Linked DNA regions of Homo sapiens: region 1 is linked to region 2. A link is an interaction called in ENCODE POLR2A ChIA-PET data of the cell type or tissue named here. Cell type or tissue: MCF 10A. All regions are shown on one strand. Each heading gives the region's core, and the rest is flanking DNA. Links, peaks and the distances in the headings are about the cores only. Region 1 has its middle 21 kb from the start of WASL-DT. Region 2 has its middle 18 kb from the start of LMOD2.

Evidence for each region. ChIA-PET counts read pairs that join two places held together with the same protein. Peaks named below come from ENCODE experiments on the same cell type or tissue, not always from the same donor. Only the 100,000 strongest peaks of a DNase experiment are listed, where the experiment ranks them.
Region 1: POLR2A ChIA-PET joins it to region 2 with 5 read pairs; 1 of 35 experiments calls an interaction of 5 or more read pairs at or near these places.

The regions. Positions count from the first base shown.
Region 1 is chr7:123,762,048-123,778,225 of GRCh38, reverse strand. It overlaps a transcript of HYAL4 not described here. Among named protein-coding and RNA genes, the nearest start is that of WASL-DT, 21 kb to the right of the region's middle. In MCF 10A, for the core only: no CTCF peak of the experiment used is centred there; DNase peaks (open chromatin) are centred at 7,625 and 8,665.
Region 2 is chr7:123,665,341-123,681,518 of GRCh38, reverse strand. No RefSeq gene overlaps it. Among named protein-coding and RNA genes, the nearest start is that of LMOD2, 18 kb to the right of the region's middle. In MCF 10A, for the core only: no CTCF peak of the experiment used is centred there; DNase peaks (open chromatin) are centred at 6,288 and 6,578.

The DNA.
Region 1 (16,178 bases), core at 3,959-11,958, 96 kb before region 2:
AATGACTCCTGAAATAATACGAATAGGTGATAGATAGATAGATAGATAGATAGATAGATAGATAGACAGACAGACAGATAGAAAGATGGGTATGGAATGGTAAAGCAAATGTGGCAAAAAAAATTGATAAATCTGCTTGAAAGGTATATAGGAGTTGTCTTGTGCTGTTCTTACAAGCCTTCTATGACAAAATTATTTCAAAATAAGTAGTTAAAATAAAAATAATTTAGAATTTTAGAACTTCAGTTAATATTTCTCTCAATTATAAATTAATAAAACCTTATAGAAATAAGCAAAAAAAAAAAACTAACGAAGAATTTTGCCCTGATTTCTTTCTTAAATTTCTCATTTTAGAAGTATAAAACAAGGAGATGGAAAAATAAACTCATGATGGAATTAAAATAATTCTGTTATTCATTAGCACATTTTCTGAATTGAATGCTTTTTATAACAATACAAAATTCTGTTTATAATCAAAATGCACTTATCTAGGACACCATCTAAAAGTGGTTCACAGTTTTATGGAAATAAAAAAAATATTTTTAAATTAATTCAAATCAACAAGTATATAGCGAAATCAGGTGCTAACAGTGCTTAAGCATCTGGAATAATGAAAAATAGAAACACAGAACCTATCCTCAAGGAGTGTATAATTTTATCAAGCCAAAACTTTTTGCACGTGTGAATTAAAAAGTAAAATAAGCAGCATATGATTTAGCACTTAAATGTTAAATATCAGTCAACTCTGTCTAACAAAAGTATAATGCAAGCCACATGTATAATTTTTAATTTTCTATTAGCCACATTAAAATGAAGTAAAAAGAATCATATGAATAATTTTAGTTATATGTTTTATTTAACCCAATATATCCAAGACATTATTATTTCAATATGTTATCAATATAAAAAGGAATATTTTACATTCTTTTTTATACTGTTTCAGAAATCTAGTATGTATTTTACACTTATAGCACATTTCAATTCAAATCTGCCACATTTCAAGTAGACAACAGATACATGTGGCTAGTGGCTACCATTCAGCACAGAGCAAGAATAAATAATGGTAAGAGAATTTCTTTCATAAAAATTACACAATGGTGGTGGCGTATGGCTTCAAAATGGTCTCATTATCTGGGAGTGCCAAGGAGTTTTTATTAACTGTAATTACTTGAATTTGGTGAGCTTCTTATTCTCCTACGTATTTCCCAGGATAATGGTCTGTTGCAAAATTCCCCTTCACCGTAATTATTTTTTGAGAGTTTTCAGGGGTATTTTGCCTGTAGTCACAATCAATCAATCCTTTCACCAACCTTGGCTGAGAAGCCACTTGAAGGGAAGCATCATCACTGTCAAAAGACATGTTTCCTAATATATCCCAAATCTGCAGTGTAGAGATGGAAAGAGCACCTCACAACTCTTTGTGCCAGTGCTGTAGTGTGTGCTGCCCCAAAATGTAGGACATGTCCCTCTCCAAAACCTCATCTTCCCTCATGAAAATGGTGCCTTCAGCCAGGCACAGTGGTTCACACCTACAATCACAGCACTTTGGGAGGCCAACGTGGGAGGACAGCTTGAGGCCAGGAGTTCGGGAGCAGCCAACTGCAACATAGCGAAACAACATCTCTACAAAATATAAAAATAAAAATTAGCCAGGCGTGGTGATGCCCACCTGTAGTCCCAACCACTTGGGAAACTGAGGCAGAAGGATCACTTGAGCCCGGAAGTTTGAGGTTACAGTGAGCTATGATCACACTGCTGCACTCGTTTGTGCAACAGAGTGATTCCCCATCTCAAAAAACAACAAAAAACCCACACACCTGCAGCTTTCACCTAACATGCCTCTCCCCAAAGGGCCATAATTTAATACAAGATCAAGAAAGAGACAGCATGTCGCCCATCGTTGCATTGATTTCTAGCTCCCAGGCTCCCATGCATAAAGCTTCCTCAGACTTCCTGCAGCCAGAAAGTCTTCATCCCAATCAATCCATGGAAATCACGCTCTTCTTAGGCTTATCCTACCAGTTCCCAAATGCCACCCAGTCATGCTGAGTCCCAGCAATAGGCACAGTCCTCTTTAAAGCTGAGATCTTTGCCGTATAAGCAGAGACATACAGAAAGATATCTTACTTTATGCAGTAGACATTTTCTTGAAACTTTTATATAAATTGAAACTGTCTAAATTAATTCCTATTTAAAATGGATTATAGATGGCAAGTGTTGGGTGTGCCTGAAAAAATCTTCTCTAATCCAATTCCTCTGATTTTCCAGATGGCTAAAGTGGCCAGGCCAGTTTGAGCTTGCAAACTTGAAACACACGTGGTCTGCTCTATATTTCCAGATAGCTGCAGGTCTTCCAAGTTCTGGTTTAGGGGGCTTCCTGTTACACCAGTTGCCTAGGGTAGTGTGTCATTTTAAAGATTCATCTGGAGAATGATCAAAAAAAAGTAGGGAACTCTTTTGGTCTGTCATCTAAAGATGACAGGAAAGATGACATCTAAAGACATCTAAAGATGACATCTAAAGATGGAGGAAAAATAAAGATAAAACCAAAATCAGAGATTAGAATGAAGAAGGCTACATCAAGTCCATCAAGTCCTTGTCACAAGTGGACTGCACTCAGCATTTTATACATGGTACAAAGCAGAGTGACTTTGCTGTAGTTTTTGTCTTATTCCAGATGTGGTTGAAGACTAACAACAAGTTGTTTCTGATATTCAATATATATAGCTTTAGTATGGAATATAAAATAGGAACTCTCATGGCACTTTTTTTCTTTCATTTTTTTTTCTTTTTTAAAGAGACAGGATCTGGCTCTGTCTCCCAGTATGGAGTGCCATGGCGTAATCACAGCTCATTGCAGCCTCAAACTCCTAGGTTCAAGCAATCCTCTCGCCTCAGCCTCTTGAGTAGCTAGTACTATAGGCATGTGCCACCATGCCTAATTTTTAAACTTTTTGTAGAGATGAGGTCTTGCAATGTTGCCCAGGCTGGTCTCAAACTTCTGGCCTCAAGCAATCCTCCTGCTTTGACCACCCAAAGTGCCAGGATTACAGGCGTGAGCCACCATGCCTGGCCTCTCAAGGCATTTTTAAAAGATGTGCAAGTATTCTCTTAAAACATTTCATGAGTTGTCTCATTCAATCAAGTGCTTACTTAGCACCTACAATGCAACAAGCACTAAGCTAGACTCCAGGTATCCAGAGTGGAAACGATATTTTCCCTGCTCTTAAGTTTCTTGTAGAGGGACATAGAACAAGAAAATAAGCAATTTTAGTACTGTCTGTGGTAAAGGTACACATAGAAGAGATACCTAACCCAGAGAAAGCATCCTGGAAGTAGTGAGTGCAAAACTGAGACTTAAATTTGGTTGGAATTAGCTAGGAAAAGCATGGCAAAGAAGGTGAGAGATAAAGTATATCGACATAAAGAGTCAGAAGGGAAAGTGCCTCCAAAGACCCAGAGGTGAGAGAACACATGTTCAAGGAACTGAATAGGCAGGTGAGATCTATGTGAGCCGGATCAGAAAAAGCCTTGAGGAATGTTAGGAATCTGGACTTTATCGTAATGGAAATGAAAAAATACTGAAGGGTTTTTGAGTGGCTTGAGACAAAGTCTGCTTTGCATTTCAAGGAGATCCTATGACTGCAGCACTGACCATGAATTAGGGGAAAAAGAGAGATCCATTAATAAGCAGTTGCCGCTATCCCAATTATAGTAGATATCTGGTCTAGGATGGTAACAGAGGCTGCAAAGAACAGCAAAGGACAGATTTCACAGGAAAAAAAAAAAGGAAAATTGACAAGATTTTGTGACAAATTGAAGATCAAGGCAAAGGAGCATACCACACCCAGTGAGCAAAACATAGGAGCAAGAATTAAGCATGTGACCAGGCATGGTGGTGGCTCACGCCTATAATCCCAGCACTTTGGGAGGCCGAGGTGGGAGGATTGCTTGAAGCCAGGAGTTTAAGACCAGCCTGGGCAACATAGCAAAACCCCATGTCTCTAGAAAGTTTTTAAAAAATTAACTGGGCATGGTCATATATACCTATAGTCTCAGCTAATTGGGAGGCTGGGGTAGGAGGATCACTTGAACCCAGGAGTTGAACCTAGGAGTTTGAAGCTGCAGTGAGCTTATGATCAAGCCACTGCACTACAGCATGGGCAACAGAACAAGATTCTACCTCTGAAAAAACAAAAATAAAAAATAAAATACAATTAAATTAAACATGCGAGACCATGTCTCACTCACCCTTGACCCCCCACTGCCTAGCAGACTGCCATGCATAACAGAGTGTAAAACAAATGTTTGATGAATGGATGGATGAATATGGAATTATTGACTGACTGACTAATTAAATTCATTAAGAAGCAGGAAATTTGAGGGAGAGGTGAAAACAAAGAATGAGCATTGCCTAAGAAGAAGAAAGTTCAATCTGAAAAATTAAAAATTCCCATCTAGATTGAGATATTGTTTGAATTCTGAATCATGAGCTTGAGGAATTTAATTAAGCAAACAGTAAAGGTCTGACTCAATGAGTTGGTTCCTGTAAAGAAAATGCACACAAACGTATATGCGCATGCACACATGCACACACCCCAAGGTAAAATTGAATTGTTAACAGCTAATACCATGTAAAAAAATATACATTATGTAAAAACATTCTGTGAGATAAAATCTATCCCTAAAGTATGTAAGTACCCGGTAGTTATTCCTGTTTGAACTAGTACAAATTGAGCTAGTATAAATTAATATGAAATTTTAAAACCAATAATGTAATTTCAGGTAGCAATTAATTTATTCTTATCTTACTCTTCCATAGAAAAGAGGAAATAATTAAGGAAAATAACAAAGAATACTTATTATTCATAAATAGATAAGTATTAAATAAATGAAACAGTAAATATTTACTTTTTTAAAATGTAGAAATAGGTCAAATCTGATAAACCACAGTTTATATGTTTTTTCCCATATAAGAGCACAAACAGGAACTCATACAAGAAGAGCACCTGGACTATTTGTTGCATTAACAGCGAAAACTCCTTAATTAACTATAAAATATAAAGAAGCAAAAACGAAGTGCGAATAAGAATCAGGAAAAAGCAAAGACTTCCAGTAGCTTTCATGGGCAAGATTAGACTTAAACCATCAGAAAAATATTCTTATGGAATACAAGTTCCAATGACATAAGAAAAAAAGAAAAAGAAAACAAATCAAGACCACCACTGAATCTTAGGAGAGACAATGCGGTGTGCCATGAATAGCTGGCACTATCAGTTCTTTTTCATGGGTGTAGTCTGGTCTGACATCAGATTTCGTTTTTTAACTGTAACATCTGCTAACAGTGTCCTTGTCCCTCACTTGGTGGATGGCCCTCTGCAGCTTTTGATCTTTCAGCCCCACCCCACTTCCTTCTGACTTGAGGCAAAAGGCACAGAAGCAGCTTTCATCAGGAAGAGCTTGGCTTTAAGACAATTTTCTATAATTCCATTTCGAAGATGCTTCACTTTCCACAGGTTTCATTTACTGTTCCACAAGTCACAATTTCTACACCACATGCATCAGATAATTGGATTGCTGCTTTGTCCCTAATTCCTAGTTTCGGTCTCAGTTTTTTGCCTACTTACTCATTGCTACCACTAAGATGAAGCACCCTTTTGTCTATTTTAACTTTAGTCTCCACGTTTGAAATTTTGTAACAGAAACATTGTTTTCAATGGTTGGAAATCCTGTTATTTGTGCACAAGCCTCTCAGATGACAAGTCCCATGTGTCACTTGTCTAGATGCCAGAGTGTCACATGTCTCAGGTATATGGGTATTATGATTATGCTCTTGCCACCTATTGAGATGCCCACTATTGCCTGAACCACGACGGGATGTTGCGGTTGCCCAGGGAATCTATCCACCAATCACTCTGCTTCCAGCCTTAGTGACTTCTATCCAAATCCAAGTATATAAGTCAAGGTTCTCCAGAGAAACAAAACCAGTAGGAAATATATAAACATATTGGAGCTTTGAACTTCCTGGGTCTCCACCTTTTTATATATAAAAAAGGAGATTTATTATGAGGAATTGGCTCACATGATTATGGAGGCTGAGAAGTCCCATGATCTGCCATCTGCAAGCTGGAGACTCAGGAAAGCCGATGTCAGTCAGTCTGAGTTCAAAGGCCTGAGACCCAGGGGAGCTGATAGTGTAAATCCCAGTCTGAGGGCTGGAGAAGACAAGGTGATGTGTCCCAGCTCAAACAGACAGGCAGGAAGCAAAAGTGGTTAATTTCTCTTCCCTTTCCCTTTTGTTCTACTCAGACCCGCAACAGTTTATATGATGCCCTCCATCTTGGGCAATGTACTTTACTGAGTCCATTAGTTCAAATGCTAATCTCTACATGGATGGGTAAGTTAAAAAAAAAAAAAAAAACCTCAAACCAAACAAACAAAAAACAAGCAAAGAAAACAAACGCTAATCTCATCCAGAAACACCCTCACAGACACTCTCAGAAATAATGTTTAACCTAGGCACCCTGTGGCCAGTGAAGTTCACACACTAACCAATAAGTCAAGTAATTGGTATTATGTACAAACTACCCATAACAAAAATGCCAAAATATCATAACAACTAAAAGGTTTTAAATTGCAACAAGATATTAGTGAGATGAAACACTATGGAAAAAATATATAAGGTTGCCAATGTATGTGAATGATGAGCTGAAGAGAATAACAAGCTGGGTAACTGAAATCAGATACTAGATGCTACTGGCATCTAGTGGGTAGAAGCTAGAGAGGTTGCTAAACATCCAACGCACAGACAGCCCCACAACAAAGAATTATGCAGTCTGAAATATCATTAGTACTAAGATACAGCAACACGTACATGTAGTTTTTGAAATCTGTATCCCTCATTTTGCATGATACCATGTTGACTGAGATTTGGAATCAGTGAATAGTGAGGAAATAATTTCAATAAATATGAGATTCAGTTAACATCGTACCAAGCAAGATGAGGACTGCCTTTATTTATTTGTCAGTTGAAGCTCAACTATCCATGATATTATATCAGGAAAGGAAACATATTTTTAGAAATAGATCTTCTCTTCAGCCTGCTCTTCCCAGGGTAGATTATTTAAAGTTAGGATGCTTAGAACTAACTGGACTTTTTATCTTCTTCTAAAACCTATCTCTTCCTCACCCTCTTTTTCTGTTAATGAAACTACCATTATTTTTTCTCTTCTGTCTCCTGAAGCCCTCCAATAAATTACCAAGCTCTGGTTCTATTCCTACCGTATTTACATTCATTTCCTCCTTCTTATTCTCAGTACCCCATCTCTAATTCATATCTTCTTTTTGCCTTTCACGGACTATAATTGCTTCATAATAAGACACAGAATCTCTGCCATGTAATCCATTTTAAGCATATGTCATATATAAAACCTTTTTTTTTTGATAAATTACTTTTCTTAAAGCACAACTCGGATCATGTAAATTCTTTGCCCCAAAATCTCTACTACTTCCTATTGTCTGCTGAATAATCTGACCCCAACGTACTCTAGTTTCATTTCTCAACACTCCTCTCCATGACTAATGCTCCCCTGAGCAGAATTACTACACTTCATTGTGTGATTACGCCCTGCTCTTCCCCATCTCTGAGCCTTTGTTCACACTGTCCACTCAGCTAGAAACCTCCACCCTGACTCATCTTGTTACCTATCTTTCCAACTTTAATGTTACTTTTTCTCCCAGGTCTTCCCTGGAACTTCCACGGCAGGATTTTTTTTTTTTTTTTTTAGATGGAGTCTCGCTCTGCCGCCCAGGCTTGAGTGCAGTGGCGCGATCTCTGCTCACTGCAAGCTCCGCCTCCCGGGTTCACGCCATTCTCCTGCCTCAGCCTCCCAAGCAGCTGGGACTACAGGCGCCCGTCACCACACCCAGCTAACTTTTTGTATTTTTAGTAGAGACGGGATTTCACGGTGTTAGCCAGGATGGTCTCTATCCTCGTGATCCGCCTGTCTCGGCCTCCCAAAGGGGATTTTTTTTTTATAGCCCACTTATGGTTATGATTTCCAAATGTCAGTTCACAGACAAACCATCAGTGACAAACTTTTCTCCTGTCCATGATGAAATGAACAATGTAGGTGAACGTTTTATAAAGGAATATTTATTTAGTTTAAACTTTATTCTGATATCATGCCCAGCCTTTTATTATTAAAATATCCTCTCTTTTTAAATATTGTTTAAAAAAAAAAACTTTACTTGGCGAAAATAAAAGCTGATAACCACACGTTTGTTATTTCAGTTGCTGAGAGAAATTTCACTGGTCTGTGAAATCCACGAGTCCTCATATCACATTTTACCCAGGATTAGTAAGTGGTCAACTTTTTGTTTAACGGTGTTTTTTTTTTTTTTTCAAGTCTCTTTCACTTACAGATTTGAGGCAGCTATTATTACTCTATGAGGTTATTTACAAAAGGACTGTTTAAACTATAGAGCAGACCGATGTTTGCATTGTGTAGTCTCTTACACTTGACGGTGAATTGTAGTGGACACTGTGATGCATCACCAAGATCCTCCTTCAGGAGGACTTGTTTCCCCCATGCTGGAAGGGCTGTTGGCAGAAGCCATCAGCTGCCAGCCTTTTCGGTATTGCTCCAATTGCAGAGAGCCACCTCAGTCAAGGTCATGCCCCTTTCTTGGCAGCTCATACACAATGACTAATTCACACAATGTCAGGAATACTCTGAAGGGCCATTCTAACCCCAGAGGTTTTCCTTGGATCAGCAAAACTGTTGCTGGGTCTGCTCCAAATTTAACTTTTCCTTCTGCCTACTCCTGCTTCCTCCTTCCCCTCTCTCTAACAGGTACAGGTCCCATAAACACTCCTATACACAGCCTAACTGCTAAACTCCATCCCAAAGTTGGCTTCCTACGGAATCCAACCTTCTTTATTAACTCATTGAAATCCAAAACTATGCTTTTTAATCTTTACATCTTCCCAAGAGCCTTACGTTGTGTCTTGAACATGTACTTGACACAATTAGAAAGGTAAATTAAGATAGATCCTCTTGCTTGAACCCATAATTCTACTTAGGAAAAAAAAGAAGACTAAACATACATAGGTAATGAACTCACTTGTGTTTCTCTCCCTGTGATGATATCATTAAAATTCTACTTCAGTATTGGTAGATTCTTACGTTGAATTTATAAGCTGACATGAGAAATACAATTTAAAATGTCAAAATAATGTTACCTTTACTTAGAAATGCTCATGGGTCTCTGAAAACAGAAACAGACTGTGGCATACAAAAAGGAAATTATTAAAAGGCTCATACAAATCTTAGGACAGAAACAGGGGCAACATCATTTGCCTGGAATCATAGCAAAAAAAAGTAACCAATGGACAATCTCCTCAGCTAGCTGATCAGAATGAACCAGCTCCTTTTCTTGGCTCCAAAGTAATTCCTCTTGAAACTCAAAATTCAGGGAGAAATTGTTTGCCTGGCCTGAGTTGTGTCACATGTTCACCTGGTCAAAGATTGCAGGACACTGGACTGACAATACTACCAAGATTACATGCAACAGGAGATGTACCTCCTCAAATGGTAGCTGAAGTGCTGCCATAAGGTTGGTGCAGATGTACAGTGTACACTGACTGATGAATCGGCCTACCTTATACAAGTCTATCAGATGATCATAAGCAAAAAACATCCCGAGTCTCTGAGTCTGAGGATGAATCGAGGCAATATTGTAGTAGCCATTGCCCAATAAATGTAATCAAAATGCCCTATAGTTTCACTTTTCAGGAGTGCTAAACAAGTGGAAATATCCTAATAAGATAGGTCTTTACCAGATAAACAAACCAGAAAGTACAAAATATAGATACTTAAATTATATCAACCAAACCCATGTAAATAAAGTGAGAACAGGTTGCTTACATTATTGAGATCGAATTGTTTGGTTTTTATTTTAATAATGGCAATTTGATTGTAAATGTTATTTATTTTTACTGAGGTTATGTAGTACTGTAGTTATGTTTATAGCACCTATGATTCTGGATGGATGAAGTGGCTGCCTAATATGAGATTACTTATTTTCCTATTCTTTTAAAGTTAATCTTAATCTTACATTTTTTAAAAATTAAATTTATTCACATACCTTTGTGGTAGGGTTGCCAGATAAAATACAGAATACCCACTTAAATTTGAATTTCAGATAAATAACAAATACTTTTTTAGCGTAAGCAGTCCCAAAGGTTGCATGGGACATAATTATACTGAAAGTTATTCATTGTTTATTTGAATTGTAAATGTCCTCAGGTGTCCTGCTTTTTATTTCCCCTCTAAATCTGGCAACCCTACTTTGTGATGCATACCTGATGTTTTTTAGTATCTGGCATTCATTTTCCCTACCACTGGTAAACAAACCTCTCTTTTCCTTTAGAGGACTATCCACTCTACTATTAATATATGTGTGTGGGTGGAACTGACCCATCTCTTATAGGTGCATGATTCAAGCTGTATCAACCTAACTCAATGTCATGCCACGGTGATTGGTTCAGTAATGGGGACATGACTCTGGTCAGGACAATGAGAGCCAGACCTAAGACTTTTTTGCTCTTTGTAGAAAAGACAAGAGTTTTTTTTATTTGTTTTGTCCTGTTTTGCTTGTTTGTTTTTCCTGAAATTATTGCTAAGCTTGTTGGTGATATGTCCTGGAGCTGCAGGGAGCCAGCACATGGAGTCTGTCCAAAAGTGGCTTCATAGGATAAAGCTGAAAGATGAAGAATAAAAGACTGAGACCTACTGATGTCATTGAGCCCTGGATCCAGCTAAGCCTGAAGAGGTCTATCTTGGACTTTTTCATTATTAGAACAGATAGATCCAGTTCACCAAACAAAACAAAACAAACAACAACAATAATAAAACATAAGCTACTACACTTAAATTGTTGCCACCTGCAGCCAAAAGTCTCTTTTAGCAAAGATATTTTGAGGCAATGAGAGGCATATACGATAAAGTTATTAAATAGAAAAATCAGAACCAAATATATGAGGACAAAATAAGCCAATCCTAAAAGTTAACATAATTTAATGTTTTCTAATATATGTGTACTACTGATAGTAAGATGATTTTAAACATATATAATTTTTTATTTGATAGTTTAATACTATTTCAATGTGAATTAAATACATAGCTGCACATCATAACCAAATGTTCTTATAAGACACATTTGCTAAAGTAAAAACATGATTTGATTAAAATTAGATTATAAATTATTCTTCTGGAAATATAAGGATATGGCAAACATCATGAAGGTATCATGCAAGGGTCCAAAATTTTAAAAGCATTGACATAGTTAATGTGATTGTATATCACGTTTTGCTTTGAGTAACCTAGCAGTCAGGGTTGGGGCAGGAAATGGGGAGAAATATGTTATTTTATAACTATCATCAGAAAACAAAAATTATGTCAATATTTCTGGAAAACCCATTTATTCTCTGCAGGCAAATTCCAAAACAAATTTCTCATTTAGTACTTATATGAAGACTGTTAACCTTTATTACTTAAGAAGAATATCCTCAGCAATAGTTTTATAATCAAATAAAACCATCAATATAAAAGGAAATTTTTAATGTTTTTTCTTATAAAATCTTCCATTAAGTCAACAGTTTTAAAAATATACTTTAGTACAACTGGTTCTATAAAATTTAAGTTAATATGGCACAACCATGCAGCCTTTCAGGGATCTAATTTAACGAAAAGAAAAAAATAAGCTTAGGTTACCCGGGGGTTTCAATGAGCATTTACATTGAAAACTCGTAAACCCCACATCTCTTACTGGGTTTTGAAAGTAGCTGAATAGCAAACAATTAGCTATCTGAGGTGGCTTTAGAATATTGGTGCTATATATTGCTAATGGATTCATATGCTTTGAAAATCAAGAGAACAAAAGACAACTATTATTAATGAGAAAAAGTAAAAGGCTTTTGGTAATTCAAAGAATTCTGTAGCAATTACAATTAGGAACCTTTCATAATAGGTAAGATGCCAGCGTAATGTCCCTCAGTACAGAATGTACATTGTTAGAAATCCAAGTGTAGTAGGCCTTTTCTATTAGGAATTATAGGAATAGGAATGGGAAAGTGGGAAATCAAGAATAGTTTTTGAAGAAAAGAACAAGTAACATAATGGAACGACAGCAAGAGATAAACGAGAGAAAGATATGAAGTTAGGCTTTCTAAAGCATATTTCGGAGAGGAAATTCAAATAGCTTAAGGAAGAGTAAAACAATAATAAATGAAACCTAATCTCACATGAGAGAGTGATAGAACACATCCAGAGAATAAACATATCCAGGGAATAAATGTCCTTGGGGCAATGGTTTCTCTTACTAAGGAAGCAGGAAGAGTATATTGTTTGCTATTTTGGGGTATAAAGTAGTTTCAGTCATAGCCTTGGTTTAATAAATATGAAGACTAAGATAAAGAGATGCACTGTGTTGGTAGTAGATTAGTTGAAATGCTGATTACAGAAAGGCAGACTACAAAAGCAGATGTTCCTTTAAGTTTTAATTTCTGATAAAATAAATATTTAAAAGTTATTTTTTCTTTTATTGCATAAATATTTGCCTTCTATTGCATTAATTTTGAAAATACAAACTATTCATTAGCAGATTTTACTTCTGAAAAGTTTATGAAAACTAAGAAGGGAATTAAGGTCAGATTATTAGAGTAACAGACCTTAAATTCCCTTTCATACCACATTTCCCATAGAACTGAGATACCTAATACACTGAAGAGTGGGGATTTCTCTACCTAATTAAAGATTACATTTTAAACTCTTGACTTGCAAAAATCCCTAATGTATAGTTAATTGTATGCTATTTTTCTCCTTACCTACACTGACACAAAAACTCTTCCCTAACCCTTCTTAGAAACTTGCTTAGAGAACAACATTTTTCTATACAGACAAAGCATCTCTGTTATCATCTTTTCATCTTTCTTCACCCTCAGAGTGACAATTTTTTTTATTTATCACTGATAGCTTTGTTAACTCAAAAGAGTTAAAATGCAAAAACTTCCAGAAATATATTTTTCTTTGAGAAATTGATTTTTATTAATTAAAAATTAACACATATTCTGACTGATGAACAAAATGTCCAAAATAAGTAGCTGTTACGTACTTAATGTTGCATTTTTTTGTAATAGAAATATCTTTAGACAGACTATTTAATTATAATATGTTATTGCTGGGCAATCTGACACTTTGGTTGAATATATTTCTATCATTAAGCATCACTGTCACTTTCAAAAGAAAATTTTGTTTTCTTTTCTTATCAGATTGTTATGGATCAAGAGTGTCCATAAAAAAGAACTAAAACTGGAGTGGAAGCTGGTAGCTGGCAAAAGATCTTCCAATGAAGGTGGGAGAATTTTCAAGGCACTTACCTGGCTACAGAGGATGACTTTGGCATTTATATCCAAACAGGTGAGAACAGAAGTTTCAGCCATGATTAAAATAAAATATTTAGCATTGGGAGATCCAAGATTATTTAGCAGAAAAAGAGATAGAGAGCTACAAGGAAAGTTTCTTAAAACTCCCAAGCATCTTCCCTTCGTCACTCACTCCATTCCTTTCTTTCCTCCCTTCTCCCTACTATATGCTTTAATCATTAGTCAACAAATTCTTACTGAGATCCCTAGACTCTGTGCTAGGCAGTGGAGGATCATCTTCATGAAAAACATACATATTCGGGGACATGTAATTGTAAATGTCAGGATCCATCTCCTTAGAGTCAAATGAGGGGACAGATAAGTACAAATAAGTTCAATTCATTTTAAGCTGTGAGGGGATTAGATGCAAGTTGCAATGTGGGCACAGAGGAACAAGGGACAACTCACCCGGGAAATTCAGAGAAGGCTTCTTGAGGTGGTAAACACCCAACATAAATATTGAAGGAGGCTGGGCACGATGGCTCACCCCTAAAATCCCAGCACTGGGAGGCTCAAGTGGGAGGATTGCTTGAGCCTGGGGGTGCAAGACCAGCCTGGGCAACACAGTGAGGTCCTCTCTCTACAAATAATTAGTCAGGCGTGGTGATGCGCTCCTGTAGTCCCAGCTACTCAGTAGCCTGAGGTAGGAACATCACCTGAGCCCAAGGAGTTCAAGGCTGCATGAGCCATGATCTTGCCATTGCATTCCAGCCTGGGCATTGGAGTGAAACTGTCTCAAAAAACAACAACAAACTAATTTATTGAAGGAAAGCTTGCCTGAGAGACACACTGGGGGAAACAGGAGAGAAGACATTCCAAGGAGAGGGAATAAAGTGTGAGAAAAGCGTGGCCTGTTCAGGGAACTACAAGTACTGACAGAGTGTAAAGTTTGAGTGAGGGGTTGGAGGTGGGAGGAGCAGCTACCAGAGGATGAGGCTGAAGCTGCTGGAAGGAAGAGATATTAAAGGGCCTTACATGTCATGGTAAGGAACTCAAATCTTACATTGAGAGGTGACAGCATGCTGGCAGTCCTCGCAGCCCTCGCTCGCTCTCGGCGCCTCCTCGGCCTTGGCGCCCACTCTGGCCGCGCTTGAGGAGCCCATCAGCCCGCCGCTGCACTGTGGGAGCCCCTTTCTGGACTGGCCAAGGCCAGAGCCGGCTCCCTCAGCTTGCGGGAAGGTGTGGAGGGAGAGGCGCGGGCGGGAACCGGGGCTGCTCGCGGTGCTTGCGGGCCAGCGCGAGTTCCGGGTGGGCGTGGGCTCGGCGGGCCCCGCAATCTGAGTGGCCGGCAGGCCCCGCCACCCCGGGCAGTGAGGGGCTTAGCACCTGAACCAGCAGCTGCTGTGCTCGACTTCTCGCAGGGCATTAGCTGCCTCCCCGCGGGACAAGGCTCGGGACCTGCAGCCCGCCATGCCTGAGCTTCCGCACCGCCTTGGGGCTCCTGCGCAGCCCGAGCCTCCCTGACGAGCGCCGCCCCCTGCTCCACGGCGTCCAATCCCATCGACCACCCAAGGGCTGAGGAGTGGCGGCGCACTGCGCGGGACTGGCAGGCAGCTCCACCTGCGCCTGGTGCGGGATCCACTGGGTGAAGCCAGCTGGGCTCCTGAGTCTGGTGGGGACTTGGAGAACCTTTTTGTCTAGCTAAGGGATTATAAATACACCAATCGGCACTCTGTATCTAGCTCAAGGTTTGTAAACACACCAATCAGCACCCTGTGTCTAGCTCAGGGTTTGTAAATGCACCAATGGACACTCCGTATCTAGCTACTCTGGTGGGGACTTGGAGAACGTTTATGTCTAGCTAAGGGATTGTAAATACACCAATGGGCACTCTGTATCTAGCTCAAGGTTTGTAAACACACCAATCAGCACCCTGTGTCTAGCTCACGGTTTGTGAATGCACCAATCGACACTCTGTATCTAGCTACTCTGGTGGCGACTTGAAGAATCTTTGTGTCCATACTCTGTATCTAACTAATCTAGTGGGGAGGTGGAGAACTTTTGTGTCTAGCTCAGGGATTGTAAACACACCAATCAGCACCCTGTCAAAACGGACCAATCAGCTCTCTGTAAAACAGACCAATCGGCTCTCTGTAAAATGGGCCAATCAGCAGGATGTGGGTGGGGCCAGATAAGAGAATAAAAGCAGGCTGCCTGAGCTGGCAGTGGCAACCTGCTCAGGTCCCTTTCGACACTGAAAGGTTTGTTCTTTTGCTCTTTGCAATAAATCTTGCTACTGCTCACTCTTTGGGTCCTCAATTCCTTTATGAGCTGTAATACTCACCGGGAAGGTATGCAGCTTTGCTCCTGAAGCCAACTAGAGGACGAACCCACCAGAAAGAAGGAAGAAACTCTGAACACATCCAAATGTCAGAAGGAACAAACTCCAGACACGCTGCCTTTAAGAACTGTAACACTCACCGCGAGGGTCCGTGGCTTCATTCTTGAAGTCAGTGAGACCAAGAACCCACCAATTCCAGACACAATATTGCAAACAATGAGGAGCCTCTGAAGAATTTTTAGGAGAGAAAGTAACATGATCAGATTCTCACTTGCATGCTGGCAATGATGTGCTGGGTGAATTGTGAGAATAAAACTGGCGAGAGAAGTGAGGTAGTGAAGGATGCTTGATTTAGGGCACAGGCAGAAGAGATGAAAAGGAAGTGGTGGTGGAGGGATAATAGGAGATAAA
Region 2 (16,178 bases), core at 2,895-10,894:
AAACGGTAAACTCTGTTTTTGATAGATAGAATTTTCTGTTTCACTGACCCTGGCACAAGTGGGTGTCTGAAGATTAAACTGAGTTGCGGAATTCAGAGTGTAGGATGCTACAAAATTCCTTTTAAGAGCTTTGGCCAAATTTAACAACCATTTCAAGAGTAATACGTTCTATTAAAAAGTTGTTTCTGTTGTACAAATGTGAACACTTAAGAATATATTAGACTTTTAAAATAATTTTTTAAAGATGCCTAAGAATTGTTTCTGTCAGGTCATTTTTATCTAATCAACAGAGGGGATTCCCGAGATAACTCTTGTTTTAGAAACGGAGTTCCTAAAGGACAAATATAGAGATAAGGCTTATTTATAGTACAATAGAAAAGCCTGTATGGAAAAGTTGGGAAATTTACCTTCCACATTTATTGACATTGTCACATCTCACCTCCAAAACACAGCATTCTTTATAATCTCTTGGTCATTTATTCATGGATTAAAAAAAAAACTTTGCTTTCTAAGGAAGCCTCTAGGAAAGGTATAGTACACTGTTATGAATATGTTAGAGAACATGCTTTGCAGCTACTGCCTTTACTTCTGTATGTGATACTTGGCATCCTCCATTGCCGTGAGGAGCCTATTGAAAAATTTGTCTCCGGATGCATCTGCCATAGGTTTTTCCAAAAAAAGAAAAGCATCACAGATTGTGCTAACTAACTGTTGATACAGTGTTAACTATTACACAAGTCCAGTGTAACTCTAAATTGGCCATGCACACCATCAAGATTGACAAGTCAAGATAAGATAGCACACAATTATTTTGAGTAAAACTTTGAGTAAATTTTTTTGAGTAAAAATTATTGGAGTAAAAATTATTTTGAGATTGTAATTTATAGGTGGTTTCAGTCTAATCAGATACTTGTGTATTGGGGCGTTTCTAGTAAACTTGAAGTAGTCCCTGAATTATTTAACAACCACAAAAAATCTACCTTAGGATTTTTAAAAAAAAATGTTTCTATTTAACAGCAAGTTCAATTTCAGCAGTATCAGATTGCATTATGGAACTTGAACAAAACACTATTTTCTGTCTTGAATTGCTTAGCATTTCATGACCTAAATTTTGTCTTGTCTTAGCTGTTGCTAGATGTGTGAAGATTTTCATCAAAGCCTAATTTTAAGGATTTTTTTAAGCATCAATATCATATTATGAACTAAATGTGTGGTGGACATTAAGATACAACAGTGGATAGGATAGGTCCCCACCCACATTTACATCATTTAAATCTAAAATACTTATTTCATAAATGAAAGACGTTTGGACCATTGAGTTACATGAGTTACATGAGAACAGGCATGTGGACACCACCAAGCCTGTTCTCTAATTTTGCAGGTGAGGGTCCTCATTCATATTCACAGTGCTTGTGGGGCTTGCCCGAGGTTAAAGTATCTACTAGAAGCCAGATCTGACTAGTTCAGCTGCTCTTTCTCATGCACCATAATCCTATTGTATGCCTTTCTCTTTTTCTTAAGGATAAATGCAGATTTAGTTTGTTTCTGAAAGGTATATGGCTACAAATGTCACCCTTTCTCATATCATCTGGGTGTTGATAGATGCCGCCAACATCCTATGTCCATCTCTAACCAGAAAAGCTGGCTTGTTTTGAGGAGCCAGCCTCTGACTCTGATGCATGTGATTGTATTTTGGCTCATTGGCGGCAGTCACCCTACATTGCCCGAGCATTTGGTCATCACAGGGCACTTCTGTCATCTAGTACAGAGTTGAAATGAGGTTGAGCTTTTCATTCTACATCCAAATTATTTTTGTTAGTTTCTTACAGAAACTATAGGCATTGTTTTTACTTAGACATAAGTATTTCATAAGTCTACAATCAACTTGTCTGACAGAAAATTAAGAATATATTAATTTTCTGAATAATTTTGATCAACAGCTGCACTGTCAATTTAAAGACCGGGAGTTCTTCCAAGGACCACAAGGACAAACAATGCTTCAAATCCAACTTCCTGGCTTTATTATTGATGAGAGAGAGGGAGATCCTAACTTGGTTGCATGTATTTCAACCTTACCGGAAAAGAGGCAGGAAAATAAAATGTGGATCTCGTATTTGTGAAACAAATACAAGAAACAAATGAAAAGGCATTATCATGTCCGGTTAACTATGGGAAAACAAAGCTGTTTATGTCTCAGTTCTATAGTTGTGTTAAAGGCAAGTATAATTTAGTTCTTTAAATCAGCGTCTGACCAAATTTTTTTTTTTTTTTTTTTTAAACCAGGGTGGGAATCTAAGGAGGCAGAGAACAGAAAGGAGAGTGTGTTCCTAAGCATATTGTGGTGATTGGGGAATGCTCAGCAAGTAGAATTAAGAAATGCATTTGAATCTCCATTTTTAGGGACAAAAACTAGTTCTGGAGGAGGAGACTCATTTGTGTTTTGTTTGTTTATTGAGCAAGGATGTGAATGCATAAGGGCCAAACTTTCTCTTAATTCTGTCAGCTAAAGCTCAAAACTACACCTGACCATTCAAGTGTAAGGGTTTTTTTCTTTTCTTTTTCTTTTTTTTTTTTTTTAAGTTTTCTGAACTTTGCTGTAGATACAAGCATAGCCCTAGTATTTCAACCACATTCTTACCAAACCACCAGTAAATGGGCCTTATGATTCCATTTAAGAGGCCTTTCTTTGGCCATGGTTGAATATCTGGATGCTATAGAACATGCTTATAATGGACTTGCTGCCCAGAGATGTTTAGGAAGTTCAAGTGGATTCTGAGCCAGATGGTTGCTTTAGATCCGCACCAGTACGCAAAAGTTCTATAGCCAACATACTGCGTTAACTTGACACGGTTTAGACCAGTTAGACTGTGCAAAAAGAGGTAGTCTGCGCACACTACATGAGCCCTTTAGCACCCTGTTTGCTTTAGCACTTTCATCACTTTGTTTTCCAAAAACTCAAAACAGCCAAAAAACTGATTTGATATGGGAATCACGGTATTTTTCTTGTGTTTTTTGTTTGTTTGTTTGTTTCCAAATTGTCTAAATCACTAACCAAGATCATTCGACCAGCTTAGGAAAAACAAATAGATTGTGCCTTTGAGTTCAGTTTTGATTCTGTAAAGACTTTGCAAAGCCTACTTCACTAATTATGTGCTACTGTTAAATGGTATTTGATAGGTTGTTGGAAAAGATAGGGTAACTTATATGCACAGAAAAAAGAAATGTAGTTGCCCTTTCCAATGCATGGCAGCTTAACACTTCAATGTAGCCTTATCTTTGTATCTTGGTCTTGCCTTGTGATATTAGGATTGTGGTAATGATCCTACATATGAACTGCTTGACATAATAAACTTTGGGGTATCTTTCAACTTGTGAAAAACTATCGCTCTACACATTGGTAAGATTTTCCACAAAATTGAGGGTAGAGATAGGCATTGTAAAACTGTAAAGGAATTTTTTTTGAAGGTTTTCCCCAGAAAGCTTTTAAATATACAAGTTTCTTAAATATTAATAGGAAATGGTGACTAAAGCAAGAAAGAACAGAAATGTAAGGAAATGTTTTCCTAATTAATATTCCTGAGTCTTCAGAAATTTCCAGAAGTATGATTTATTTTCAGAGTCAATGGATAAATGCACTTGAATGCAAGTATTACTCTAATGTCCTATACTGAAACAAACTATTTTAAATGATTATCATTACTGTAAGTTGGAAATAGACCCCAGAATAAAACAAATCTATGTACTAATACATCTCTAAGATCAGGGTAATACAGGAAATTCATGTGACCATATAATGCTAAGTCCCATTGAGAAGTCAGGCTTATTTTTTTTTTCTGTCACTTCCTTAGCAAGTTTTTATAGTATATTAAGTAGGATTTAGGATACAAATAGTGCACATGACACAGTAGGATTTGGGATAGAAATTGTGCACATGACCAATTGTGAAAGAATGGCAAAAGGCATGCATTGGTGGACAAGTAAAGGACAGCTGGAAAAGTTTGACACACTATTGGAGATACACTGGTTGTGTGTGTGTGTGGGTGTACCAACAGCTGAGGCCACTTCCAAATGTGCAAAAACACAAAGCCTGCTTTAGCAGGTCACTGGAGAGGCCAGTCTTGGAGCTACTTGATGTTATTTAGAGATTGCCTTAGTATGCATGGGCAAGAACATTTATGTATATTGATGTATATAAAATATTTATAGAACCACCATGACCTGTGGAAATTTAAAACAACTTGCTAAGTACAAGGAGAAGGAACTAGTGCATAAATTATTCTGTGGCTGACTCCACTTAGGTCGAGAAGTAGCTTTTTATCCGTAGGTCATGATTCTTGGGAGGTTTACATGACTGCACTCAGCATCTAATCTAATGGGAAAATGTTGGTGAAACAAAAGGGTAAGGAGGAGATTCATATTTGTAATTCTTACCTACAAGACTGATAATGGTTCAGTGGTGAAAACAGGCTAGTTGAAAGATTTGGTGACTACAGGCTGTTTTATGCAGGATGGTTCATATCAAATTGCTGCATAATTTATTTCTAAATATGAGAGTTTAAGTCACTGATGTAGGAAATACATATCCTTTAATCATTTTGTCAAAGCTAAATCATCTGTTCTCTTATAATTGGAAAAAGGGACCATTAACCATGAAATTTTGGACATGCAGAAGTGTGTGTCCAACATGCTATTGAGAGAAATGTAGGTGGAGGTGGCATTTTAGACGAATATCTATTTCTTGTGGAAGAACTGGCCTGACTAAATATGCACCTTGGCAGTGGGATTAGGCAACTTGCTAGAGCTGTTCCAGCTCTCTTATGGAGGAACATAAATCATGCTATATAAAATTCAAAATGCAGAAAACTCTTTTTCTCAACTGGTTTCAAAACCTAAATTTCCAATGGCATTTTTTTTCCCTGCAGGATCTCAAAAGATAGAAACTGCATGATGTTGAACAGACAACTAGAAGAAACAACAGGTTTCAGAGAATTATGGCATTGCTTCTCAGTCTTCAGTTACTACTTCAAAGCATTGCTTTACTTTTTCTCTGAATATTATGGTAATAACCTTCATTCTTCTTACAACTCGGAGAAATTATCCAATGCAATTTTGTTTTATAGTTTCTGCCATTCCCTCCTTCTGTCTCCCGTTACAGCAATGAATACTAGTTTTCAGGTGCAGGTATTAAGAGGGCAATGGGGGGGATATAAAATGCACAGAGGAGGATTTGCTTTCTCATATATGGGTTCTGTAACTTGTAAGTGAGTAGATATTGGAGGATGGGTGCACAGTGAAACTTTCATGGACTTCTTGTTAGTAGTAACAAGAACACCTTCAAATATTCATCCTACTTTGCAGTGGCAATATGTGTATCAGTCCATAGTGATATTTTTCTAAAATACAGTTTCCAGAGGGCACAGTTGAGCCACTTAGTTTGCATTTCCCAGTGTAGACTGCTCTCTGACTTCCTGAGGGTGGCATCTTCTGGCCCTGTCTCCTTTCTACAGAAGTGATGGTATGTGGGCTCTCACCTAGTTTCAAACTGGACTACTTTTTCATGACGGTGATGAAGCCATTTAGAGGGACTTCCAAAAGTCCCATGGCTGTACTCACCCCATTCCCAGACCTTCATCACCAAAATGTTTTTCCTTTGAGGAAAATCATGTTGAAAAGAATTCTCATAATACTAACTAGTATTTATTGAACACTTATTAAGTGTTGCACGCTATGTGAAATGGTTTATATGAGCAAGATATCACAATATTTCAGCCAAAGCAAATGAAACTTAGATTAAATAATTTGCACAAATTTAAGTAGCTAGTAAATGTCAGAGCTGGGCTTCAAAATAAAGTCTGTCTTAATACAAACCCTTCACCACTATAGTACCCTGCCTACCAGGTAGCATTAAGACACCAGAGATGGTTTGGATGCAGAAATAAAATGGTTATTCCAATATCTACTTCAAATGTGGAGGGCTTGGGATTTTTCTGCTTATGCACATGCAAAGACCCAAAGAAAAATGCTGTCACACTCTGATTTAAAAAAAAATATGCAACAGAAAGGAAAATACATTATAATCATGCAACTAAACCAGCAGCCACTGAGGCAAGTTTTAAGATTAGAACAGCCCCAGATTTTTGGAGTACATGAATAGAATTTTTAAAATATTTTATCTGGTTTGCTCATCCCTGATCCCCATTCCCTACTTCACCACCAATGAAATATTTTTTCCACTTGAAAGATTAGGTAACTGGTATGTTTGAGTAATCCCACATGCTTAATAAATGATTACATAACAGTTTATTTGGCATTACCTCAGAGTTTTCTTTGTGAATTTAGAGTAATCTCTGCCAATGTGTCTTCTTAAGTATTTCATATTTATTTTATACTTTTGAATGAACCCAATGGTGATTTTTAATTTAAGGAGGTCAGGAACAACTTGGATTTGTTGCTTAAAAGAAAAAAAAAAGTTTGTATTTCTTTAAAAACAGCTTTTATTAGTGACAGCTTCTGAGGCAAAAGGATTGTAATCCATCCGAGCAAGTTCTAACAGGTCAAGATTCCTGTTAAATTTTCTATGAGTGTCTCTGCAGAGAGTCACCAGAAATTCTTGGCAGGATTTAGAGAAGAAGTTGGTGTTACTTTGCTCCTCTTGAATGTGATATTTTCAGCTGTTGCTGGTTTCTTGCATAGTCACCACAACTCTCAATTGCTAACATGTTGAAAAAGCAAGAACTGCAGAAGATTGAAGTATAACTTCTAGAAAGACATTCACAAATAGGTATCAATATATTTTCCCTCTGACTCTTCCCCTTAAATGTAATTTAAGAAAAAAAAAAAGCTGTATTTTTCCAGTTTTGCCTCAATGTAAAGCATCCCTTTGAGCTGCTATTTGTTGGATAATTTGTTCACAGGAATGTATTGGTTTAATCTGGGTGCTGCCACCAACCCACCCCCAGCTTGACAGGGAATTATTTCACGATAAATTCAGGAAGGACAACTTGCAAACTGTAACCTGAGAGTGACTTTAGATCATTTGTTTTTGTGTTTATGTAACAGTGATTAGTGGATCTTCTGAGATTCTATTTAGGGAGAAAGAGACATTTAGCAGTTAGTGCTAGTGACTACAGTTTTTGATGTGAGAAGATTGGTATACATTTCAATAACATGCCTAATTTTTAAAACATTCTAAATATATGGCTTAAAAAAAAGTTGTGTTGCTAACAAACTGTTTAACTTGTTCTAAAGGCTATACAGCTAATCACACAGTGTTTCAATCTGGAACAAGTGATTAGTCATCTGAAAATTCATGCAGCATTGTCAGTGTACAAACAGATATATCTAAATGAAACCCTCAGCTTTAGATTGCAAATTTGTCTAATGAACTGAAAGAGTTAAGGTTTTAAAGATTATAATTTCACCTCTGAATAGTTTATTTAGAGAAACCAGACTTGCATTTTCCAGTTGTCAACCCTTAACTTTCCCAAACACCCTCCCAACTGAAGCCTGCACAGCAATTCCTGACTACACAGCCTGACCTCTGCCGCCAGATCTCACATAGAAAAGGGGTGGAGTCTTTGAGGGAGGAGGGTCAGCACAAGTGAATGTAGATATTCTTAGAACTCTGGCCCTAAAATGTGCCAGTGTTAGAGTGAGATGGTAGAGTGAAATGCCTACGTTGGCGGCTCTTTAGTGACATGCTCCTTGGAGCCCTTTAGCCTCCATGCATAGATCCTGCCCTGTCCTAGACTTTTGGGGCCAGTCTTGCCTCTAGAACCTCATTTCTCAACCACAATCCTTTTTGATCAATGTAAAAATTTTGCATTCAAAATAAGTATTTGTAAGTAAAAGCAAAATTGAAGACAAGTGATTTGTTACACACAAGACAAGACTTCGATACGTTCCTTTCCTGTTGCATCATTTTCCAATCCCTCTACCTCTACTGGGGAGAGCCTTGTTTCTATAAGGAGCTCTAGGCCATTTTCTTTTGAACTGTTCAAACAGGACCAGTGACTAGTACTCTTGTTCCTGGACTCCAACCATCCCCTCTGAGCCACTCCTTTAGCTCCCTGCCTGTACTTTAGTTCAGATCTGCAGTATAGCTTCCCTTGCCCTAGTCCTGCCCTGTCAAGGGTGGTAGTCAAGTGCCTTATGCCCCATTGCCAGAGTCTGGGTCACTTCTTGCTCTGGTTGGACCCCATGGGTACATGTCCCACACATCCACCCACCTCCATCACCACCACTACGACAAGGGCCAGGTGGTAATGACTGTCCTGCCTAACAAGAATTGCTCTTTGCTGATTGCATGTCCACCCACATCTGACCATCCACGTGGGCTGTTGGTTTTCTGACTTGGGCGTTTCTATCTGGCTTGCCCACCACTGATCCATAGATTGATCTATAGATCTCAGTATCTTTCTTCAAAAGGTAGAAGCCATGGAATACAGCAATTCTAGGAGTTCACTTTGGGCACTTACCATGTTACCGCAGAGTCCAGTAATATACTAAAAGTGTTTGAGGGTAAAATACTTAACACCTATCCTCCTTTTTTGGCTTGGAAACATTTTAGTATGTCAACATGTCATCTAATTGTGTGGTTTTCAACAGTAAAATATTTTCAATCATGAAGTTCCAAAAGGGATGACTGATTGGGATTTTCTTTATAGCTGAGCAGCACTGTTCATGTAATATCTAGTAATTGCACAATGGAAAAGCATCCCATACCACTGTTGACCACACTGGAGGAGTGGTGAGAGGGTACTGTCATGATGTCACTTCACTATTGTTGAGTAGCTAATTATCTCCATCTAATCAAATATATGTATTGAGACCTTGCTGTTTCAAGACACGAACATAAGATATAGTGCCTGATTCCCAGGATATCAATCCAGTAGGATAGTAGGAAGATAAGACATGTGGCCGGGTGCAGTGGCTCATGCCTGTAATCCCAGCACTTTGGGAGGCTGAGGCAGGTGTATCACCTGAGGTCAGGAGTTCGAGAACAGCCTGACCAACATGGAGAAACCCTGTCTCTACTTAAAAAATACAAAATTAGCTGAGTGTGGTGGCACATGCCTGTAATCCCAGCTACTCGGGAGGCTGAGGCAGGAGAATCGCTTGAACCCGGGAGGTGGAGGTTGTGGTGAGCCAAGATTGCACCATTGCACTCCAGCCTAGGCAACAAGAGCGAAACTCAGTCTTTAAAAAAAAAAAAAAGACACGTCTACAAATAGTATAATGCAATGCAAAATATAGTAGGTACCAAAAGAAAAGTTTGAGGGAAGGATAAAGAAGACTCAGAGGGAAGAATGGAACAGGTAAATTTTATAAGAGTGAATCTTGAAAGATGAGTAGCTTATTGACCCAAGGAGATGTTAAAAAGAAAATTCTGAACTGAAGAGACCCTGTGAACAAAACCAAGAAGGTGGGGAAGCTGGTATGGTGTTTGAGGAGCAAGAGCCAAGTTTCATGCTGACTAAAGGTGTTGAATGAACCAGAGGCATTTTCTATCAGGCAAATTGTAGCCATTGTACAATATCAGAAATACAAAATCCCATTATCATAAAAACCACCATGTGAGTGGTGTGCATTTTCTTGGAGTCATTCATTTATTCAACAAACATTTATTAAATGTATTTGGCCCTGGAGCACTAACGAGATCAGACATGGCTACTGTCCCTAAACAGCTCATGTGGCAAGCGCTCTGTTAAAACTCCTCATCAATGCTGAGTGTGTGGAAATCAAAGACAGGTAACTGTCCAGTGGGAAGACAGGAGGGATAGGGATAGAGAAGACTGTCCAGTGAGTGATATGCAGGACTGTGGGATATAGCAGAAGGTTTTGGAAGAAGAGGAGGAGTTCAATTTTAAATATATTGTGTCTGAGGTGCTTTTCCATTTGGGTGTGTGGGTTTAGAATTGTAGGGGTAGATTTTGTGCTGGAGTAAAGACTTGGGGGTCATGTGGTATGATGGTATTTCAAGATAGAGACCTGGATAAGGTCACCTAAGGGAGAGTGTGGAGAAGAGCAAAGGCTCTTTTGAATCGTGCCTTTTTCCCCATCTCCTTAGGTCAATAGGATACTCATCTTTCAAAGTGTTTTTTGGAAGATGAGTAGGTATTAACCAGATGTAGAGAGTGAAAAGTGAATTCCAAACAGGTAGATGATATAAGTAAAGATGTGTGTCAAGAGGGGCCATCACTCATTCAGTGAACTACAAGTCACTCAATATGGCTTAAGCACAGGGTACCTGAGGACAAGCATTGGAAGATGAGGCAGAAAAATGGTAAGAATCATATTTACCATGCTAAAGAATATGAACTTTATTCTGTAGAATATGGGTTACTATTAAAGAATTTTAAGCAGGTGACTGATGTGATCGGAGTCGAATTTTGGAAAAAATATCACTCTGGCATGTTGAAGACAAATTGGCGGTGAATAAAAATGGAGACAGAGGCCAAGTGCAGTGGCTCACACCTGCACTCATTTGGGAGTGCAGTTTGGGAGGCCAAGGCAGGAGGATTTATTGAGTCTAGGAGTTTGAGACCAGCCTGGGCAACACAATGAGACCCCCATCTCTACAAAAAATTTAAAAATTATCTGGGCATGGTGTCGCATGCCTGTAGCCTTAGTACTCGAGAGGCTGAGTGAAGAGGATCACTTAAGCCCAGGAATTCGAAGTTGCAATGAGCCGTGATCATGCCACTGCACTCCAGCCTGGGTAACAGAGCAAGACCCTGTCTCAAAAAAAAAAAAAAAAAAAAAAAGGATGAAGATGGAGAAACCAGTTAGGCATCCTCAGCGATGCAATAGTCCAGATAACAGATTATGAGTGACTTAGCAAGGGTTTTTGTGGTGACCAAGGAGATGTACCATTTTCCAAAGGGAAGAAAATTTTCTTCACAACTACAACTTTGGAGTGGCTTCTATTAAATAAAAGATGTACCTGCTGGTCATATTGACCCATTTGGGTATGCAGCGGTAGAGCTAGAGCTGCCTTTGGGAGGAGGGTGGAGAGAGCTGAACTTGCAGTACATAAAAGAGTGAAAGAATTTGGGATTCTCAAGAGTAATCTAGGAGAGTGGTAATGAAGCAGAATCATGAGAAGAGGAAAGAAGGGATAAACCAACAAGAAAACAAAATAGCCAGTGGGAATAAATTTCTGGTGGTGTTAGCCAGAGGATTTTTCGTCATAGGGCATCTAATACTCAATTTGAAGTTGTTTATGTTGCTGTAATCTCAACCTCATCTTCATTTCCCAAAATTTCATGCTGTGTTGAGTCTATGGAAGTTAAGCATGAGGGCTGATGTGGTCAATGTAGTTTGGAATAGTGGCATTAATCATGAGTTTGCAAGATGCATGCTTAGAGTATGAAACCAAAGAGGACCATGAGCATACAAGCCTCCAGCCCCCACTCCTCCATCCAGGAATTGCATGCAAGACTCCAGCCCCCACCCCTCCATCCAGGAATTCTCAGAAATCTTGCATAACACTTTGAGCTGTCATGGAGAGAATTAAGTTTTCAGTTGACTTTATTTGGATCTTAGATATAAGTTTATATACCTTTATATGAGAAATGTTTTTTCTCATGTCAAGTCAAATAATATACTAGAAGATGTGCCTTTTTTATCCTGAGACTTTGGGGAACCTCTGAGTCTCCACCAGAGCAGTGTGCTCACTTTTTGAAGGACTGCACTACACTCTTCGTCTTGGTGAGTTGTGCCACACCACTCCTACAATCTGATTTCCACCTCCACTGTCCCATGAACTTGCTCTCACCAAGGTCAATGTTCAGGTAAACACTTTCTAGCTCTAGGACTCACTGAGGCATTTTATGCCGTTGACCCCGCCTTTCGTAATATAGCTCTCTGCTCTACAACATGACTGGCTTATCTCTGCCCTCTCTGGTCATACTCAGCCTCTGTCATTCTCCACACTCTTCCTGAGTGACCTTATCCAAACCCCTACCCTTAAATACCATTCATAACACATGACCCGCATATCCTTACTTCCAGCGCAAATCCCACCCCCACGTTTTTAGACCCACACATTCAAATGGATAGGCACCTCAGACACCATGTGTTTTAAATTAAACTCATCTTTCTCCCTCCCAAACCTGCTTCTGCTGTATTTCCTACTCCGTTTTATGCCATTTTGGACCACCCAGATGGCCCAGCTAGGAATACAAGTGTCATGCTAGTCTCCTCTCTTTTGTTGCTCACCCCCTCCCCCAACCCGCCCCCTATAGCTAACTAGTAACCAAATTCTGGGGAGTTTATGCTTTCCTAGTCTCTGCTCTATCTGTTCCAGCCTCTTCACACCTACACAGAGTTCATCGTTCAGTCTGCATCACTTCGTTCTTAGATCATTACAGTGGTCTCCTAACTGGTCTTACCACCACCAGCCTAGGCCTCACTGAATCCATTCTTCTATTGGTTACAGAAGTCATATTTTTAAAACCTATATAAATAACATGTCACTTCTCCTCTTGAGCTCCTTTGATGCTCCTCTTGGCTTTTCATAATTAAGTCCACATTCCCTAGCTTACACTAAGTTGCTCAGGACAGACTCCTGTGACACTCAGCCCATATCAGCCTTCTTATTCAGATAAAATTGTACTGGCTTTTAAAAATGCATCTTACAAATACATGCTCTGTGGTTCAGATTGTCATATAATTTGTCTCACAGAAACTTGGTAAACATGACAATTTAGTTGAAACCTAATTTCCAGTTTTGGTGTACCACAATGATGCCACACCACTCTAATCTATCTGGGAGATGGCTTTTTAGCTGTGATTTGTCACAGCTAAATCATTTCTTCTAAGGGCTTTTGGAAAAGTTAAAAGTTACAGTAGCTAAATACTAAGGGAAGAGCTGGGACAAACAAAATATATAACACCAGAGACTGGGCTAATCAAAATAATCTAAATATCCAACAGTTCTTGAAATTGCTTAAATAAAATAGGATCTTAATGGTATGTAAACTATCTTCTTTTTGAAGAAAAAAATAGTTATGTGTGTGTTCAAATATGTATTGAGAAGAATTTTTAAAGATGCACTAGACCAGGCACAGTGGCTCATGCCTGTAATCCCAGCACTTTGGGAGGCCAAGGCGGGCAGATCACTTGAGGCCAGGAGTTCCAGATCACCCTGGCCAACATGGAGAAACCCCGTCTCTACTAAAAATATTTTAAAAATTAGCCAGGCATGGTGACGCATGCCTGTAATCCCAGCTACTTAGGAGCCTGAGGCATGAGAATCGCTTGAACCTAGAAGGCCTAGGTTGCAGTGAGCCGAGATCGCACCACTGCACTCCAGCCTGGGTGACAGAGCGAGAGTCTGTCTCAGAAAAATTAAAAAATTAAATAAAAGATATGTACTAAGGAGTTATCAGTAATTGTTCTGTGTGGATGGGATAATGGGGTTCTTTATGTTCTTTTGTTTATATGTGTGTTCTGATCCTTCTTAATGATCACACACCATTTTAGTTCTAAAAAGAAAAGACCATACAGAAACTACACAATATTTATATTCTTAGTCCACCAAAATTATCAATACTAGAAAAACTAAAATATTAACTTTTTACCAAATTGCTTTTTACAGAATGACATTAAATCCTATGGTTTCCAACCATTTTTTATACTAGCCTTTTTCCTCAAATTGAAATGTCTTTCCCAATCCCTACACCTGTGAGACTTTTTTTTCCCAGACTGGTGACTTTATTGTTTAAAAATTCTGATAGTGTCGGCCGGGTGCAGTGGCTCACGCCTGTACTCCCAGCACTTTGGGAGGCCGAGGTGGGCAGATCACGAGGTCAGGAGATGAAGACCATCCTGGCTAACACGGTGAAACCCCATCTCTACTTTAAAAAAAAAAAAAAATTAGCGAGGCATGGTGGTGGGTGCCTGTAGTCCCAGCTACTCAGGAGGCTGAGGCAGGAGGATGGCTTGAACCCGGGAGGCGGAGCTTGCAGTGAACCGAGATTGCACCACTGCACTCCAGCCTGGGCGACAGAGCGAGACTCCATCTCAAAAAAAAAAAAAAAAAATTCTGGTAGTGTCACATTCTTGGCGAAGCTTTCCTTGATCCAGAGTCTGCTGTAGGTCAGGGATCTATGATAAAATGTGGTTCACAGGCTGAAGCCATCCAACACCTATTTTTGTACAGCCTGTGAACTAAGAAAATTTTTACTCTTCTGGAAGTGTTGCTTTCCTTAAAATTCCCACTGCTCTGAGGTAGAAGACACTTTCTAATTCAGCTTGGTCTCCCAAGCCTGGAGGAGAGTGCCCTGTCCATAGAAGCCACTTGATATATAAATGCAGAATGCATGAAGGAGTAGTGTAAGCTTCCTCCTTACACTAGAATGTAAGTTACATGAGGACAGGGGTTCTATTGCCTTTGCTCACTGTTTACCTCCAGTGTTTGGAAGATATCTGGAACACAGCAGGCAGTCAGAAAATATTTGTGATGTTAAGTGCACCAATATTGGTGCCATATTTCTGAGTTTTGTAAGTTTTAGATCAACTTGTAGTCTTTTATATCATACATTTGGCAATTTATGGAAATAAAAGTCCACCTTAAGAGCTTCAGAGAAACAAGGAAGAGGCAGCTTTAACTATGTCGAGAAAGGAAGTAGTTATGAGATATTTTCAAGAGCATATTGATTTACCCCTGTCTTTAGTGCATCTGCATAGAGACATTGCAGCCTGTAATTACCTCTTCCTTTCACCCTGTGGTAGTAACAGTCTCAGGGCAGGTATTAAATCAAGATCCTGCTGACACCGAGTTATTAAATACCTGTGGCAGCAGGGCTCATGAAGCAGGGGGACTCAGCATCCTGGCCCTGTTTCAAATCAGGATGAGCTGTACTGAGCTGTACTTTCTGAGATTAACATGCCCACATTAATCAGAGCCTAAACACTTCATCTGGTCTTGGACAGTCTCTCTCCCAGTGAGTTGAAAGCTCTTTATAGAGGATGAACTAATTAGTTTTCATATCAGCTCTATGAGTTTCCAGGGAGGATGGACCAGGATCCCTGTTCTGTGCTGAATAATGATCATCATAATATTTTGCATGTTTACAGTACTGGATTCTGAAATAACACATTCTAGAAATGCTTTTTTCATAATGATAAATGTGCCCACTTAGAATCTGACCGTATTATACTTGTCTTATTATATGCTTTATAACTTTGTTTCTTAGATTGATGTGAGAGCCTGTATCTTCACTTAAACTTTGTGAAGTCTGTAGTAAGTACATGTTGCTCTCTCTTAAGGCACAGAAAGCCACAGCAAGGCAGCCTGTTAAAATGCAAAGGAGAAAACATGTCTCCTTATCACTTGCTTCTGGTGAGAAGGCTTGGCCAGTCTCCCCAGCCCAACCAGCTCCTGGTAATACTCATGCTAGCCTTTTCCTCTTTATTCAGGAGGGCTGCCACACTCCGCTCCTGGGATCTCTGCATGGTTTAATCAATGACCCAGTTTATCAGCAAACTTTTGCTCCTCTGCCTCATCAGACTGGAGGTGGAAGCTGTTCACCTCTCACAACCCTTTGACTTAGAAGAGCCCTGTCTTCATGCACACACAAGGGTCAGAGGAAGGGAAGGCCTGCCTTGGCTTTCTGTTCTAAATTCACACACCTGCACACATAAATGCCTTTTAAAAACGTACATTTTACCTTTTATTTCCTTGAACAAGAATGAATGTAATTGTGACCATGAGGTGAAAATAGTGAAGTCTCTACCAAGGGAAATGAAGATCTCCACTGTTCTAAGAACAGCAAACCTTGGGAGGCTAAGTCTGGGTGGAAGAAGAGAGGTGCAGTGACACGGAAGGAGCATGAGCTTTACAGTCAGAGACACCAGCCTTACCCTCTCTGTACCTCGGTTTACTCAACTATAAAATTGCAATGGCACCTTTTAATGTTGTTGTGAAAACATGAGACAACTTAGTTCAGAAAATATCAGTCACCTCCCTTCCCTCACATGGAATCAGGGCACCAACTAGCTCATGGGCCACTGGGATCCTTTTTAAGTGATTATGTCAGTTGTTATTCTGTAAAAGAATGGCTGAACAGCAGAAACAGACTCAAAGAGCCAGGCCGAAGGACTATGGGAGAGATTTTCTAGTGAAACACAATCCTCTTGATTGGAGATAATCCAAAGCTCTGTATATGAAG